2 separate regions of the Homo sapiens genome follow, and region 2 is linked to region 1. The links are chromatin loops, found by intact Hi-C in ENCODE. Cell type or tissue: CD4-positive, alpha-beta T cell. All regions are shown on one strand. Links, peaks and the distances in the headings refer to the core of each region. The heading gives the core; the rest is flanking DNA. Region 1 has its middle 16 kb from the start of ACAP2. Region 2 overlaps ACAP2 (ArfGAP with coiled-coil, ankyrin repeat and PH domains 2).

Region 1 (8,340 bases), core at 270-8,269:
AAAAAAAGATCCCCCACACAAGAATAGAAAGTGGAACATAGGATTAGGATTTAGAAAGGGTAAGTAATGTGTATGACATTTCTGTTTCAAATATATATATATATATATATTTGAGGATAAATATATGTATATATATTTATCCATATGTATATTTTATACTCATACTCATCGCTCATCAGGTAAAATGTATACCTGCCTATGGTTCCTAGTTTCACGAGTTTAAGAAATGCTGCTTCATGGGACCTGTTCTAATTCTTGTTCTGCAAGCTAGTTGTGCCAACCTGGGCGAGTCCTTTCCAGGAGCTTTGAAGTTCTTATAGCTCTGTAAGACAATGACTCTAGATGTAGGAAATCCTCCCTGCTTTGGTGTGTGGCTAAATGTCTTGCTGCGACATACAGTGAGTTACAAGGCAAAACCTAACCACTCCTCAAGGGACAGCCCTAAGGAAGCATTTGCAAAGCATAAGTCATAGCACAACAGCTGAGGGAGGCCAATTCCAGATCCCAAAGCACCTTGTGTTTCCAAGTTAAGGAGTGGGAGGAAGTATGGGGAGGTGTGAATTGCTTATCTCCATAGTGCCACCCACCTCTGCTGTGTTCGAGAGTCACATCAACAAGCTGCCGACAGCTCAGTGGGCAATGCCCCTGCCTACCCAGGCTCCCCTTTTAGCTGCCAATTATGGAATCAGCTGAGGAGGAAAGTGAGGGCTGGTATGATCACCAAAAGATTGGAGGCCCACATGCCCACTGGTCATCTCTGCTGAACTTCTTTGCCAGATAGTTGCCTGGCAGGTCAGCTGTTCCACGGGTGGAGGGAAGGGTTGACTCTGACGAATTGCATGTACAGAGCAATTTAGCCAATGCAGTGGTGCTACACACCTGCTTTGTCAGTGGCAGCATGCCCTTGGCACTAGCCTACCAATTAGTTTTGCTCTAACAAATCTAATTATCTGAGAGCAGTTAAGAAAGCCAGGAGACAGAAGCATGAGGATCCGGAGCAGTGGGAGCTGGGACCAGGGGAGTCGGACAATTTCTGTTCTTTGGATTAACTGTGTTGTGGCCAGTCATGTAGAAATCACAGCACACTGAACAGCAGTGCACTTGGAGGCACAAAGGCTCAAGGGTGGGGGTGGATAACTCCTTGCACTTCTGGACTCTGCCATTTCTCTAACAGTTTATTCGTCACTCTGGCTATTTTTACTAACTTGAAACATCATTCTTCCTATTGCATTCCCAGAGCACACACATTTTTTTTTTTTTGAGACGGAGTCTCGCTCTGTTGCCCAGGCTGGAGTGCAGTGGCACAATCTCAGCTCACTGTAACCTCCACCTCCTGGGTTCAAGTGCTTCTCTTGCCTCAGCCTCCTGAGTAGCTGGGATTACAGGTGCCCGCCACCATGCCGACTAATTTTTGTATCTTTAGTAGAGACGGGTTTCACCATGTTGGCCAGGCTGGTCTCGAACTCGTGACCTCAAGTGATCCACCTGCCTCAGCCTCCCAAAGTGCTGGGATTATAGGCTTGAGCCACTGCACCTGGCCCACATCTCGTATTTTGATTTTTTTTTTTTTTTTGAGACAGAGTCTCACTCTGTCGCCCAGGCTGGAGTGCAGTGGCACCATCTCGGCTCACTGTAAGCTCTGCCTCCTGGGTCCATGCCATTCTCCTGCCTCAGCCTTCCGAGTAGCTGGGACTACAGGCACCCGCCACCATGCCCGGCTAATTTTTTGTATTTTTTTTTTTTTTTTTAGTAGAGATGGGGTTTCACTGTGTTAGCCATGACAGTCTCCATCTCCTGACCTTGTGATCCACCCACCTTGGCCTCCCAAAGTGCTGGGATTCCAGGCGTGAGCCACCGCACCCGGCCACATCTTGTATTTTGAATGTGTAGTTTTGGACTTGTAGCATTTTGGCAAGCATTTGTTTTGGTGCAAAGGGTTATTAGTAATGTCAACATTAGAACATTTTAAAAAGGAATACTTCTTCTGGTGAAATAAAACCTTTTTAAAAAACTTTTTTTGAAGTCATGATGGTAATAAAACTTGTACTATGACATAGAACAGTGTCTACAAAGGGACTAATAGGTAAAATTCATCCCTTCAACACACACATTTTTTAAACAATAATGACAGCAACAACAAGCTACCTTGTCATTATAAGAGATTAAGGAATGAGGCATCTACAAACCATATTTATGAGGTAGTTTGGGGTAGGGAGCTTATCTTTTCTAGTAAGGTGGGGTAGGGAGCTTATCTTTTCTAGTAAGGTGGGGTAGGGAGCTTATCTTTTCTTGTAAGGGTCATATTTGGCTCCATTCCTATTGTTTATAAAAATTAAAGAAATGCTTTAACTTCAGCAAAGAAGTGGCCAGCTTGGCTTTATTGATCAGTACCAGTTTGATCACATGATGGCGGAAGAGGAAGAAATAGACAAATTAATTTCTATTGCCTTATGTTTCCCTAGCACCTCCACCAAGAATCTAGAGGCAGTTCAAGGGAAAAGGCAGATAAAGGAAAAGCAGTGCATGTTCATGTTGAAGGTGGTAGGTGACTTTTGGCAGTTAAGGAGACTTGAGTGCCCCAGGCATCGGCAGCAGTGGGAAGGGGAATTACTATTCACTGCAGGCCCCTTTGTACTATGTGCAAACTCTTACAGTTTTAAAAAAATAAACAATAGCAACAAAATTAAAGCTCCCTAATATTTGGATTAAACCTCTTCATTTTTGTATTTGGTAATATCGACATTTAAAAAAAAAAGTTAAAATAAGGTATGTAATTTGGTGCCTCCTCAAAGGAAATATCAAAATGTCCTTGATAATATTGCATGCTTATGTGTAAGCACTTTCTTTTCTTTTTTATTTTTCCTTTTTTTTTTTTTTTTTTTTTGAGATGGAGTCTTGCTCTGTGGCCAGGCTGGAGCGCAGTGGCACGATCTCGGCTCACTGCCACCTCCACCTTCCAGGTTCAAGCGATTCCTCTGTCAGCCTCCCGAGTAGCTGGGACTACAGGTGCATGCCATCATGCCCAGCTAATTTTTATATTTTAGTAGAGACAGGGTTTCACCACGTTGTCGAGGATGGTCTTGATCTCCTGACCTCGTGATCTGCCCGTCTCAGCTTCCCAAAATGCTGGGATTATAGGCGTGAGCCACTGTGCCTGGCCTGTGTAAGCACTTTCAAAGCCATGAACTGAGCATGAAAGTGAGGATCCAGTGGAAGGGCATATTTGCCAGCTAACAGGTAACAGGAACAGAAGTTAAGTCTTAAAATTTCCTCTGGGTTTATTTATTTTTTAAAATTTTTTATTTATTTTAAAGAGAATTGCTAATCTTCTCTGTATCGTTCCAATTTTAGTATATGTGCTGCTGAAGTGAGCACATTTTCTCTTGGAACTGAAGAAAATGTTTGTCTTTCCTGACAAACTGGTATGAGCTCTTTCCTCAGTTAATTAGAACAACATCACAGTGCATTTTACTTTTTTCTTTGTCTAAAAAACAAAAAAGCCTAGGTTCTCATTATAACTTTTTACTCTCCTCCTAAGTTTTTCACTTTTTAACTTTCATTTTAACTTTGTTATTATTTAATTTTTTAAAATTCAGGAGACATGCACGATACAAGCGATTAAAAGAAATAGGTAAAGTTTGAAATTCTTCAGGGTCTACCTTTCTTGGAATAATAGGTCTGAAATTTTTTTTTCAATTGGAATTTTTTTTTCTGATTATAAAAACCGTCTACTTGTTTACCCCAAAAAAAGGAATAAAGCAAAAGAAACAGTCACTGCTAACACTGGATTCACTTCCTTCCCCCTCCACCTTTTTTTTTTTTTTGGTAGGACTACATGCTCTACATGGTATTCTACTGTATGGATATACTGTAATTCATTTAACCAATCTATTAGTAAAAATTTAGGATGTATCTTTTTTTTCTCTAGAAACAACATTGCAGCAAACAGCCATATCTGTGTGTGTGTGTGTGTGTGTGTGTGTGTGTGTGTGTGTGTCCTTATTATTTGTCCTGTCCTTTTCTGAGGATAAATTCAAAAGATATACATATTTAAAATTTGGATATATATTGCCAAACTAGAAAAGTTCTATGATCCTACCAATAGGGTGTATGAGAATCTCTATCCACAGAGTCTCACCAATACTTACATAATGTTTTCCTCTTATACATGTTTCCTGTTTCGTTTTTGAAGGTAACTTATCTTCTCATGAACCAGCGCTTTCAGAACTGTGCAGCACAGCAAGCCAGGCTTTTTTTTTTAGAACAGGCATTTCCTCATGGACTGTGTGTGTGAGAAGGAGGGCTGGAGGATTTGGATTTGCTCACCTCTCAGCAATAAGGAAACCTCATATCTGGCAGACATGCTAGTTGTGTATTAAATATTGAATATGAATTGAGCCTAACTATTTGCCAGGCCCTATGCCACATGATAGGGATATGAGGGTGAAAAAAAGCAGTCAGTCTCTGCTCTCAGGGAGTATACATTCTCATGCAGTATTTTCTAAGGCATCATCTTCTATCTCGACCATGTGATAGGGGAAGAAGACGTGCACGTCCTCACCGGTAGAATAAAGGCACTAAACCAAGATAATGCTTTTGGGTTCCTTCTAGCTCAGGTGACCTATAGTATTTAGGAACTTAAGAGTACAGAAACAAATTTAACAATACTTATAGAATGTTTGCAGTGCAAGAAACTATTCTAGGCATTGAGGGTACACTGAAAACTAAGACACTGTCCCTACTTTTAAAGAATTCACGGGCCGGGCCCGGTGGCTCACGCCTGTAATCCCAGCACTGTGGGAGGCTGAGGCGGGTGGATCATGAGGTCAGGATATCGAGACCATCCTGGCTAACACGGGGAAACCCCGTCTCTGCTAAAAATATAAAAAAATTAGCCAGGCGTGGTGGCGGGCGCCTGTAATCCCAGCTACTCAGGAGGCTGAGGCAGGAGAATGGTGTGAACCTGGGAGGTGGAGCTTGCAGTGAGCCAAGATCGCACCACTGCACTCCAGCCTGGGCAACAGAACGAGACTCCATCTCAAAAAAGAAAAAAAAAAGAATTCATGATGGCCGGGCACAGTGGCTCATGTCTGTAATCCCAGCACTTTGGGAGGCCAAGGTGGGAGGACTGCTTGCATCCAGGAGTTGGAGACAGAGTGTGCAACGTAGTGAGACCCTGTCTCTACAGAAAATCAAAAATTAGCCAGGCATGGTGGTGCATGCCTATAGACCCAGACCCAGCTACTCAGGAGGCTGATGCAGGAGGATTGCTTCAGCCCAGAGTTCAAGGCTGCAGTGAGCAGTGAGCTATGATAGCCATTGTATTCCATCCTGGGCAACAAAGCAAGACTCTGTCTTAAAAACCAACCAACAGGCTGGGTGCAGTGGCTCACACCTGTAATCCCAGCACTTTGGGAGGCCGAGGCAGGTGGATCACGAGGTGAAGAGATTGAGACCATCCTGGCTAACATGGCAAAACCCTGTCTCTACTAAAAATACAAAAATTAGCTGGGGGTGGTGGTGTGTGCCTGTAATCCCAACTACTCGGGAGGCTGAGGCAGGAAAATTGCTTGAACCCAGGAGACGGAGGTTGCAGTGAGTTCAGATCGTGCCACTGCACTCAAGCCTGGGCAACAGAGCGAGACTCCAACTCAAAAAAAACAAACAAACAGGCCGGGCGCAGTGGCTCATGCCTGTAATCCCAGCACTTTGAGAGGCCAAGGTGGGCAGATCATGAGGTCAGGAGATCGAGACCATCCTGGCTAACATGGTGAAACCCCGTCTCTACTAAAAATACAAAAAATAAGCCGGGCGTGGTGGCGGCCGCCTGTAGTCCCAGGTACTCAGGAGGCTGAGGCAGGAGAATTGCATGAACCTGGGAGGTGGAGCTTGCAGTAAGCCAAGATCGCGCCACTGCACTCCAGCCTGGGTGACAGAGCAAAACTCCATCTCGAAAAAAAAAAAAAGAAAGAAAAAGAAAAAGAAAATAGGGTAGAGGCCGGGTGCAGTGGCTCATGCCTGTAATCCCAGCACTTTGGGAGGACGAGGAGGGTGGATCACCTGAGGTCAGAAGTTCGAGACCAGCCTGGCCAACATGGTGAAACCCTCTCTCTACCAAAAATACACAAAAAAATTAGCTGGGCGTGGTAGTGGGCACCTGTAATCCCAGCTACTCAGGAGGCTGAGACAGGAGAATCGCTTACACCCAGAAGGCAGAGGCTGCAGTGAGCCAAGATCACACCACTGCACTCCAGCTTGGGTGATGGAGCGAGACTCTGTCTCAAACAAAAAAAGAGAGAAGAGAAAATCAGAGTAGATCAGGGTAATGAACATTGGCATCCTTTTTTGGTCACTGTTAGGGACTGAACTGTGCCAAAATTCATAGGTTGAAGTTCTAACCCCAATGTGACTGTACAGTATTTGGAGATAGGCCTTTGAAGAGGGAATTCAGGTTCCAATGAGGTCAGTGGGTGATGCGCTAATCCAACATGACTAGTGTCCTTATAAGAAGAGGAGCAGATACACCAAGGATGCACACAGGGAAGGGCCACAGGAGGACACAGTGAGAAGGCAGCTATCTGCAAACCCAGGGAAAAGGTCTCAGCAGACACCAAAACCGCCAACACCTTTCAGCTCCTGAACCTTGAGAAAATACATTTCTGCTGTTTAAGCCACCTAGTTTGTGGTATTTTGTTATGTCAGCTCTAGTAAACTAATACAATCGTCCTGCTTTTGAACACCCTGAATACCTGGGGAATCCTCCACTTAGACAGCAGAGTCAGCCTGCCACTTTCAAAACAGGAAGCTACATCGTCTCTCCCAGCCCTCACACACAGGTAGGATTGTGACCTAGGGTTGGTCAATGAAAAGCACCCTCCCCAGACTTGGTCTCAAGCCACAACAGAAGGAGCAGCCGCTGCACAGAATCCAACAGAAGCGGCGACAATGGAAGAGGCATGTTGATGCCCAAGGCTCGGTGGCATGGCTCAGGGTGGCAGTGTCCTGGGTTAATGATGGTGCAGGCTGTAATGTCTGGAGTGGGTGGCAGAGGCATAGCATCTTCACTGGACTAGTTCTAGTTGGTGGGTTTAGGCCTTGTCACTGTCTTCATGGACCCCAAACCTCGATCTCTACCCTCCTGGTGATCTTGGGAATTACCTAATAGACTTTTTATAATTTCTTAAAAATCAAATTTTGCTGGGCACGGTGGTTCACGCCTGTAATCCCAGCACTTTGGGAGGCCGAGGTGGGCTGATCACGAGGTCAGGAAATCGAGACTATCCTGGCCAACATGGTGAAGCCCTGTCTCTACTAAAAATACAAAAATTAGCTGGGCATGGTAGTGCATGCCTGTAATCCCAGATACTTGCGAGGCTGAAGCAGGAGAATTGCTTGAACTAGGGAGTCGGAGGTTGCAGTGAGCCGAGATTGTGCCACTGGACTCCAGCTTGGCAAGAGTAAGACTGTCTCAAAAAAAAAAAAAAAAAAATCAAATTTTGCCAGGCATCATGGCTCACACCTGTAATCCCAGCACTTTGGGAAGATGAGGTGGAAGGATCACTTGAGCCCAGGAGTTCCAGACCAGCCTGGGCAACACTGGGAGACCTTGTCTCTAAAAAATATAAATAAATAAATAAATAATCAGATTTACTGAGGTATGGTTTACAAATTAAAATGTACCTATTTTAAATGTGTAAGTTGATAGGTTTTGATGAATGTCTATGCCTGTATAATTATCACTATGATCAAGATAATAGAACAATCCCATCACCCCAAAAAGTTCCCTCGTACCCCACTGTAGTCAGTCCTTCTCTGCCCCGTCTAGACAATCATTGATATGTTTACCGTCACTATAGATGAGTTTTGTGTTTTCCAGTATTTTATAGAAATGGAATCATGCAGTATATATACTCTCGTGTCTGGCTTCTTTCATTCGGTGTCACGTTTTTAGAATTTGCCCAGGTTACCTTTTTAATTGCTGAGTATTGTTCTGCAATTTGTTTATCCTTTTACCTGTTGATGGACATGTGGATTGTTTCCAGCTTGGGGCTATTATGAATAAAGCTTCTATGGACACCTAACAGCATTTTAAGGAATGCTTTTCTTGCTTAAGCTAGCCAGAGTTGGTTTCTGGTGCTTGTGAAAGGCCATGGCTGAAATGGTTCGTATGATTGGCGTTTTGGAGGTGGTGGTGACAGAATTGAAGATGGGGCTGGTGAGAAAGGCCAGTGACCGCTCTTGTGTGCTGGAGACAATGGGAAGACACTACAGACACTACAGCATTTTGAGTCTGGAAATGAGTAACCAGAATGACTTTTAATATAGTTTTTTTTTTCTTTT
Region 2 (8,340 bases), core at 60-8,059, 61 kb after region 1:
CCACCACGCCTGGCTAATTTTTTTGTATTTTTAGTACAGACAGGGTTTCACTGCGTTGGTCAGACTGGTCTCAAACTCCTGACCTCAAGAGATCCACCCACCTTGGCCTCCCAAAATGCTGGGATTACAGGCCTGAGCCACTGCGCCCAGCCTAGTCTTCTCTTAATATACACATGTGATATCATGCATGAAGGTGGCATGTAGATTATAAAACATAGGAAGATGTAATGCAGAATAACTTTTATTATGTATTAATAAGATGCTTGGTTGTTTATGGAGGAGTCTGGGAAAGTTATAGATGTGATTGTTGAGCAGCCTGTGGTATGTCGTGGAGAGAACCCTGCAAGGCTGAGTATTTGGTTCCCTACCTGCTGTGATTTGCAGGGTATTCTGTGCCTTCAGTACCACTTCCAATTCCTGAAAAGGATAATGGGGAACAGCCATAAAAGCAGGAATATGGCAGGTTTCTGATTATAATGTAGTTAATTAATTAGTTAATTACAGAGACGGAGTCTTGCTATGCTGCTGGGACTGGTCTGAAACTCTTGGGCTCACGCTGTCCTCCTGCTTTGGCCTCCCAAACTATTGCCAGTATTACAGGCATGAGCCACCTCGCCTGGCCTCTGATTCTAATTTTTGACAGTTTTGTCTGGAACTGTCCCTAAATATTCTTATCATCTTGCTTTGTTCTCTCATTGAGGGTCTGCTTATATCCCATCTTTGAGATACTTGGTTGTCTTTTCATTATTATCAGCCACAATGTTCTTTCTTCATGGAAATCTCCTCTGCCCCTTTTATGAATCATGAAGTTTACAATGCTGTCTTCTCCTTAGATGTATTGCCTGTGACACTCTACTAATAACAACAAACTTTAACTGCTTTGGTTGAAAATTTGATTCTAACCCTTTAAGCAGTGATAACTTAATTTTCCTGTCATGTTGAAGCCTACTACAATGATAAGAATTCTTGGAAATGGAATGATTTTGTAGAAAGTCAACTTTAAAAAGAAGAGGTTTTTTTTTTTTTTAAGGGAAAAAGAATAACTTCATATCTGATCACACTTAAAACATTACTAGTATTTCCTTGGATTAGTATTCTGTCAATAATGATTATTTGCCACTACACATGTTAAAAATGACTGTATATAGCTACTGTCTTTATGCAGAGCAAATTTGGAAGTGACTATTGAAATCATATACCTGTTAATATGAGAAGCTGAAGGCCCAGGAACAGAAGATTCTATAGACCTCTCCTCCCACCTCAAATTCTCCATGTAGGATGATTATCTGGAATATATATATATATACACACACATATATATATACACATACGTATTTTTTTGTTGTTTTTTTTTTTGAGACGGACTGTCATTCTTGTTGCCCAGGCTGGAGTGCAATGGTGCGATCTTGGCTCACCACAACCTTTGGCTCCCAGGTTCAAGCGATTCTCCTGCCTCAGCCCCCCGAGTAGCTGGGATTACAGGCATGCGCCACCATACCCGGCTAATTTTGTATTTTTAGTAGAGACAGGGTTTCATCATGTTGGTCAGGCTGCTCTCGAACTCCCAACCTCAGGTGATCCTCCCACCTCGGCCTCCCAAAGTGCTGGGATTACAGGCATGAGCCACTGCACCCGGTCCTATTATCTGGATAATATTTTAAGTTCTTCCTTTTTTTAAATTTTTTTATTTTTTAAATCATGAGCTGGGATTTAAAGGGGTTGTTGATATCTGAGTTATGACTTAAGAGTGTGATATTCATTCACCAGAGCCATACTATTTGCATCTCAACCTTGTGCTGTGATTTGGTTGCTTTTTCAATTATACTCCTCCATGGCCCCTGATGGTTTTTATTTTGGATACTGTGTATTGATGGGGGAAAATTTGAGGGGAAAAGGGTTATAGATTTTTTTTTTCGCTACTTTTTTTAAAAAAAGTTTTTTTTTTCCCCACTGGGAAGTGGCAGAGTAATGTTTACAATCTGTAAAACAGAAATATAATGGGGCTTGCTTAGAAAGATACAAACGTAGATGGAAAACAAAATTTTTTTTCTGGCCAAGTGTTATGGCTCACGCCTGTAATCCTAGTACTTTGGGAGGCTGGGATGGGAGGATTGCTTCAGGCCAGGAGTTCGAGACCAGACTGGTCAACAAGACTGGTCAGCATAATGAGATCCTGTCTCTACAAAAAATAAAATAAATCTGTTTTCCTCCAAAATATTAAGCCAAACAAAACACTTTTAAAATCCCACTATTTTCATCTATATTCATACTCCTTGTCTTTTAAGAACTATGCAGAGGAGACTTTTGAGAAGATGAATGAAACTTGTTAATATAAAATCTGGTGAGGTTTTTTTTATGGCTTAAACATTTTTTTCCTCCCTTAACTCTTTTGAAAGCAAAAGCAAGGGCCTGGAGGAAATCTTACTTAGAAGAGAAACAAATCCAGGTTCTATTAGATTGGTGCAAAAGTAATGGCAAAAACCGCAATTACTTTTGCCCCAACCCAATAGCTTTCCTTTGAATGCTTAATCCCAAATAATGGAATGTTAGGTCTTGAAGTGATAGTCAAGCTGTTTCAGAGTGAGAGAGCTGAGGTCTGGTGTGATTAAATGATTTTCTCAGGGGCTCGTATGAGTTGACAGACTAAAATATTGGTTTCCATTTCTAGTTTGTTTTTCCACTACTCCCTTTCCTATTACAGGACTGAATTTCTCATGGATCTAGCTAGGTTTGCTTAGTAGATCAATTTGAGCACGTAGGAGCAGTTACAACATTTGTAAGATAATAAATAGAGAAGAAAGACCTTTGAATTTCATCCCTTGAAACTTTTGAAAACAATGAAGGCAGAGACATTTTATTTATTTATTTATTTATTTATTTATTTATTTATTTATTTAGAGTTGGAGTTTCACTCTTGTTGCCCAGGCTGGAGTGCAATGGTGTGATCTTGGCTCACCGCAACCTCTGTCTCCTGGGTTCAAGTGATTCTCCTGCCTCAGCCTCCCGAGTAGCGGGGATTACAGGCATGCGCCACCATGCCTGGCGCATTTTTAGTAGAGACAGGGTTTCACCATGTTGATCAGGCTGGCCTCGAACTCCTGACCTCCCGTGATCTACCTGCCTTGGCCTCCCAAAGTGCTGGGATTACAGCCGTGAGCCACCATGCCTGGCCAGTGGAGATATTTATAAAAGGTTATTATGTAACAAATATACAGTTGCTTCTTGGCCTTTTGGCTAAGATTAAGTGTAAATATAAATTTAGAACTGTAACCTTCCTTCATACTGATTCTATGTTGGTTCTCCTCTGTTTTTAGGCTCTTAGAGGAGTTGGATAGAACCTTCCTTGATAACCTTAGAAACCAAGTGGATTTTTAAATATTTCATCATTTTATATGTCATATATATGTAGTCCTCTAGTCTAGATTGAAGTTAGGAAGTTAGGAGAGGACTCCAGTCTGTATTTGACGTGTGATCTTTGGAAAGGGACAGCAGTATTGTGTTTTTGTCTCTCTTCCAGTAAGCCTTTTGCACGCCTAGAAGTGTTTTCTCTTAAAGGAAATTAGATTTGCTGTTTTAATTGCTGATCTTAGGCCTGTTTTAACTGTTTTTGCCCCTTTTCAGACTATTTCAAATTCATTTTGGAAGTATGTGATGATCTTATTACTGCTTTCTTCTCAGGTGGCCCCATAACATGAAAACAAAAAGAGATTGTGCATTTTCTTTAACACTATGTAAATAATCATAGCTGACATTCACTGACTACTTAGTGTTTTCACATGTATATTAACATTTGTCATACGTCTCTGTGGGAGAGAGTGTTGTTTATCTATGTTTTAGAGAAGAAACCGAAACACAACTTGTTCATCATTACACAGCTAATAAGAAGTATAGTAGCGATTCAAACACAAGAAGTTTTCTTTTTTTTTTTTGAACTTTATTCTACTGCCTCTCAACATAGAGATATTGTAGAGACCCAGCATAGAGGACCCAGAACTTAATCAAACTAATAAGGGGTGGCCATTCACATTATAAAAGTATTTAATGGAGCACTTCTATTAAAAAGCAGGTTTCTAGAGTGTGTGCTGTGTTGTTTTCTGGTCGAAAACAGAGGGAGTAATCTCATTGGTATAGGACCTTTTCGTCACTCTTTTTTAACCACTTAACAAATCCCAGGACTGCCCTTGGGTCAGTGGGCCATCCTTGATGCAGCTGTTGTCCTTTCCTTGCAAAGAATAGTCCAGCATTGCCCAAGGTACATAAGGCTGTTGAGCTGAAAGAGGAAGTTGACTTAGGGTGATAGGTACTATGATGGACACATACATATAGGCACCTCTCCTGAGTCTCTAAACGGTTATTCAATTTACATGCAGCTTTTAGAAATACATGTATTATATAAAACAAAAGAATACAACAGTTTCAAAATCTGCACATTTTGAATATTTATTTCTATTTGATGATTTCTTTATTAGGTAGTTATGACTTAGAGCCTGAAATCCACCTTTAATGTTTGAGGATATTTATGTGCCTATTAATGATCTTGAATATCCTGCTATTGGCAATTTAGATTGCATCACCATGTGACCTAATTTTTTTTAAATTATTAATTTCATTTTAAGGCTATTGCCAAGTTGGAATGAAGGGTTTTTTTTTTTTGGTGGTGGTTGTTAGTTTTTAAGGATTTTAAATGGATGGGAAAAATAATTATTTAGCATACTTCTTCTTTTTTTTTTTTTTTTTTTTTCTTTTTTGAGACACAGTCTCACTCTGTCTCCCAGGCTGGAGTGCAGTGATGCAATCTTGGCTCACTGCAACCTCTGCCTCCCGGGTTCAAGCAATTCTCCTGCCTCAGCCTGCCAAGTAGTTGGGATTACAGACATGCGCCACCATGCCTGGCTAATTTTTGTATTTTTAGTAAGACAGGTTTTCACCATGTTGGCCAGGCTGGTATTGAACTCCTGACCTCAAGTGATCTGCCTGTCTCAGCCTCCCAAAGTGCTGGGATTACAGACGTGAGCCACCGTGCCCGGCCCATACTTCTTTTTTCTTTAAAATAATTTTATAAGGAAAATGTAATGCTCATGTTACACATTTAATGTATTTAGTTATTTTAATGTATACTCTTTTTACAAACAGTAGCTTAGAAAGTTTATTGCTACAAGAATATGCAGTTATCTGAGTGGAGAGAGTTCTATTTTTGAGCCTCATTCATTTCATAGCCATGTCTTGGTGGTAAACTTGCTGTTGGATTTTTTTCTCTTCTAGTTTTCTTATTTGTTTTTTTTTGAGATGGAGTTTTGCTCTTGTGTCCCAGGCTGGAGTGCAGTGGCGCGATCTCAGCTCACTGCAATCTCCACCTCCTGGGTTCAAGTGATTCTCCTGCCTCAGCCTCCCTAGTAGCTGGGATTACAGGTGCCTGCCACCACGCCTGGCTAATGTTCATATTTTTATTAGAGAAGGGGTTTCACCATGTTGGCTGGGCTGGTCTTGAACTCCTGACCTTATGTGATCCACCCACTTCAGCCTCCCAAAGTGCTGGGATTACAGGCATGAGCCACCACACCCAGCTTCTCTTCTAGTTTTATGTTTTTAGGTAACTATTTTTCAATTGATAATAAAAAACTATGATGCATGAATAGATAAGAGAATGAAGGTATTGTTATTAAAAATAAAGTATCTGTTTTTCTGAATTCTGGGCTTATTCAGCTTCTTAGAGTACAGACTGCTAGAGCTAAGTCCAAATTTTATTTTCTTTTATGTATTTCATATATGAGAAAAGATTTTCATTCATGTTCTTATATTTGACATTCTTAATGGTCAGTAAACTTTCTGTAAAGGGCCAGATAGTAAATATTTTATGCTTTGTGGGCCATATGGTCTCTCTTGCAGCTACTCAACTACGCCATCATGGCGTGGAAGCTGCCATAGAGACTACGGAAGTGAATTAACTTGTCTCTGCTTCCGTAAAACTTTAGAGGAACAGAAATTTGAGTTTAATATAATTTTCATGCATCACAAAATATTATTTTTTAAAAATATTTTTCAGCCACTTAAAAATGTAAGAACTATTTTTAGCTTATAGACTTTGTAAAAACAGGTTATGGGTCAAACTTGCCTGTTGGGTAATTGTTTGCTGACCTTTGTGACTGTGCTCATTGTCTTCTCTTTTCTTCCCTTTCTCTTAACATCTATCTCCCTTATTACTTATTCTCTGTTTTGCTCATTTTGCTGCTCAGTCATATATTTTATTTCATTATTAATGTGTATATAACTTGATTTTTTTAAATTAAATTTTAAGCTATGGAGGGTAGGGGTCTATAATTTTGGCCTCTTTATTGCCTTGCATTTTTATAAAAGTTATGTGCTTCGTAAAAATTGGGGAGGATTGCAGAGAATTAATATCTATCATTTAATATTTTGAAAGATTGTTGGGTAAATTCTTTTATTTCACTTATTAGTTTTTTAAACATATGTCCCAGAATGGTTCTATCTCAATGAATAGAAGTCATCTATTCATCTGCGAATTGATTTTGTTCTTTGTGTCATGTACTGTGATTGATGATATGAACAGTCCTCATTTAGTCTTTACCACCCCCTACTTTAAAAAAAAAAAAAAAAAAGAGATGGAGTCTTGCCCTGTGGCCCAGGCAGGAGCGCAGTGGTGCAGTCATAGCTCACTGTAACTTGAAACTCCTGGGTTAAATAAAGCAATCCTCCGGGCTCAAGCAGTCCTCCTGCCTCAGAATCCACAGTAGCTGGGATTACAGCCACACACTATGTGCCTAGCTAACATTTTTTATTTGGAATTTTTTGAGAGACTGAGTCTTGCTTTGTTGTCCAAGCTGGTCTCAAACTCCTGGCCTGACGCTACTTTTTGTATTTTTAGTAGAGACTGGCTTTTGCTCTGTTGGCCAGGCTGGTCTAGAACTCCTGGCCTCAAGTGATCTGCCCAGCTCGGCTTCCCGAAGTGCTGGGATTACAGGCGTGAGCCACTGTGCCTTGCTGCTTACCTTTCTTTAAACATGTTGTTTTACAAAAGTGAATTAGTAGAATTGCACAGTGAAATAAGATTGGAGAAGTTACAAAAAGTTTATCCCAACCCATTTGTTTAGTAGAAACCAACGATTAAATCTCAAACTGGTCATTTCAACTAATTTGCTTGAAAGAAATGGAAGACTGAGTAAAGATAAATAAAGGTTAAAATGTAAATGAAGAGGGTATCTGACAATTAGCGTACTTAGTGAGTTTCTCCCTTGGCTCAACAAACATTTTGTTTGCGTGTCTGTACTGCTATGGGGAACTGAGACTAGTGAGCGAGGTGCACAGTGATAGAATGTGTGTGAGGTGCTGGAGGGGCACGGGAGGGTACGCCATTCAGCTTGAGTGGTTGAGGGGTTCCAGGAGGACCATGTCTTGGGGAGATGGTGTTTGGACTTCTTTTTCCCCTTTATTAGCTTTAAACGTTGCTTAGAAATGCATAGTTGCTGAAAATAGTTAAACAATCTAGAATTTAGTAAAAAGCGCAAATCCTTATTTATACTTTCTGCTATCAAATCCCCATTCTTCAGAGTTGTAGTTCGTAGACTGATAAATATGCTCCCAAATTGAGCTCATGCTATGCATATAATTTTGTAGCTTGCTTCCCCCCCCCCCAATATAATACTCTATCCTGTGCAGATTTCCATATCAGTAGATACAGATCAACCTCATTTAAAATCTTCTGCCTCACATAATGGTATGGATATATGGTAATTTATTTACATTATTTCCTATTGCTGCACATCTAGGTTTCTAACGCGTTACACTGAATATCCTCATACACATACATTTGTTCTCGTGTGTAAATTAAGTTTAAATGATGAGTAGGTGAAGGGACTGAGGACTGATGTGAATGAAAAATGTTTTCTAGGTTAAGGGGACAATGCATAGTTTGAAAAACGTTGCTGAAGCAAATGAGAAACTTTTAGTCAGGAAGAAGTATTTCTGTTTCTGTGCTACAGAGTGCAGCACCTTCCATTTTCTCCAGTCATATGCTAGAGCATCTCATTTTATCATAGGCATTTCTTTACTGAATAATTCAAAGTTATTTTCTTATTTTAGAGATTTAAACACTTCTTAAAAATAAATGTTACCCAGTGGAGAAGCAGAATCACAAGTCAATAAGATGATTATTCAGAGGTCACACAGAGGTGAAGTGGGAGTTCTGGAAATAGAGTTTTTTGTTTTATTTTGAGACAGTGGCACCTAGGCTGGAGTGCACTGAAGCGTCAACCTCCTAGGCCCAAGTGATCCTTCCACCTCAGCCTCCTGAGTAGCTGGGACTACAGGCGTGAGCCACCACGC

The links. Hi-C counts contacts between places; a loop is a spot of excess contacts. Peaks named below come from ENCODE experiments on the same cell type or tissue, not always from the same donor. Only the 100,000 strongest peaks of a DNase experiment are listed, where the experiment ranks them.
Region 2: a loop joins it to region 1, with 2.9 times the contacts of the local background. A loop is called at or near these places in 11 of 110 quality-filtered maps.

Annotation. Positions count from the first base shown.
Region 1 is chr3:195,454,459-195,462,798 of GRCh38, reverse strand. It overlaps the pseudogene LOC124906341. Among named protein-coding and RNA genes, the nearest start is that of ACAP2, 16 kb to the right of the region's middle. In CD4-positive, alpha-beta T cell, for the core only: no CTCF peak of the experiment used is centred there; a DNase peak (open chromatin) is centred at 4,178; H3K4me3 peaks cover 596 bases; H3K27ac peaks cover 535 bases.
Region 2 is chr3:195,393,195-195,401,534 of GRCh38, reverse strand. The region is part of intron 1 of ACAP2 (ArfGAP with coiled-coil, ankyrin repeat and PH domains 2); the gene reads left to right. Among named protein-coding and RNA genes, the nearest start is that of ACAP2, 46 kb to the left of the region's middle. RefSeq lists an enhancer at 6,692-6,781. In CD4-positive, alpha-beta T cell, for the core only: no CTCF peak of the experiment used is centred there; no DNase peak of the experiment used is centred there.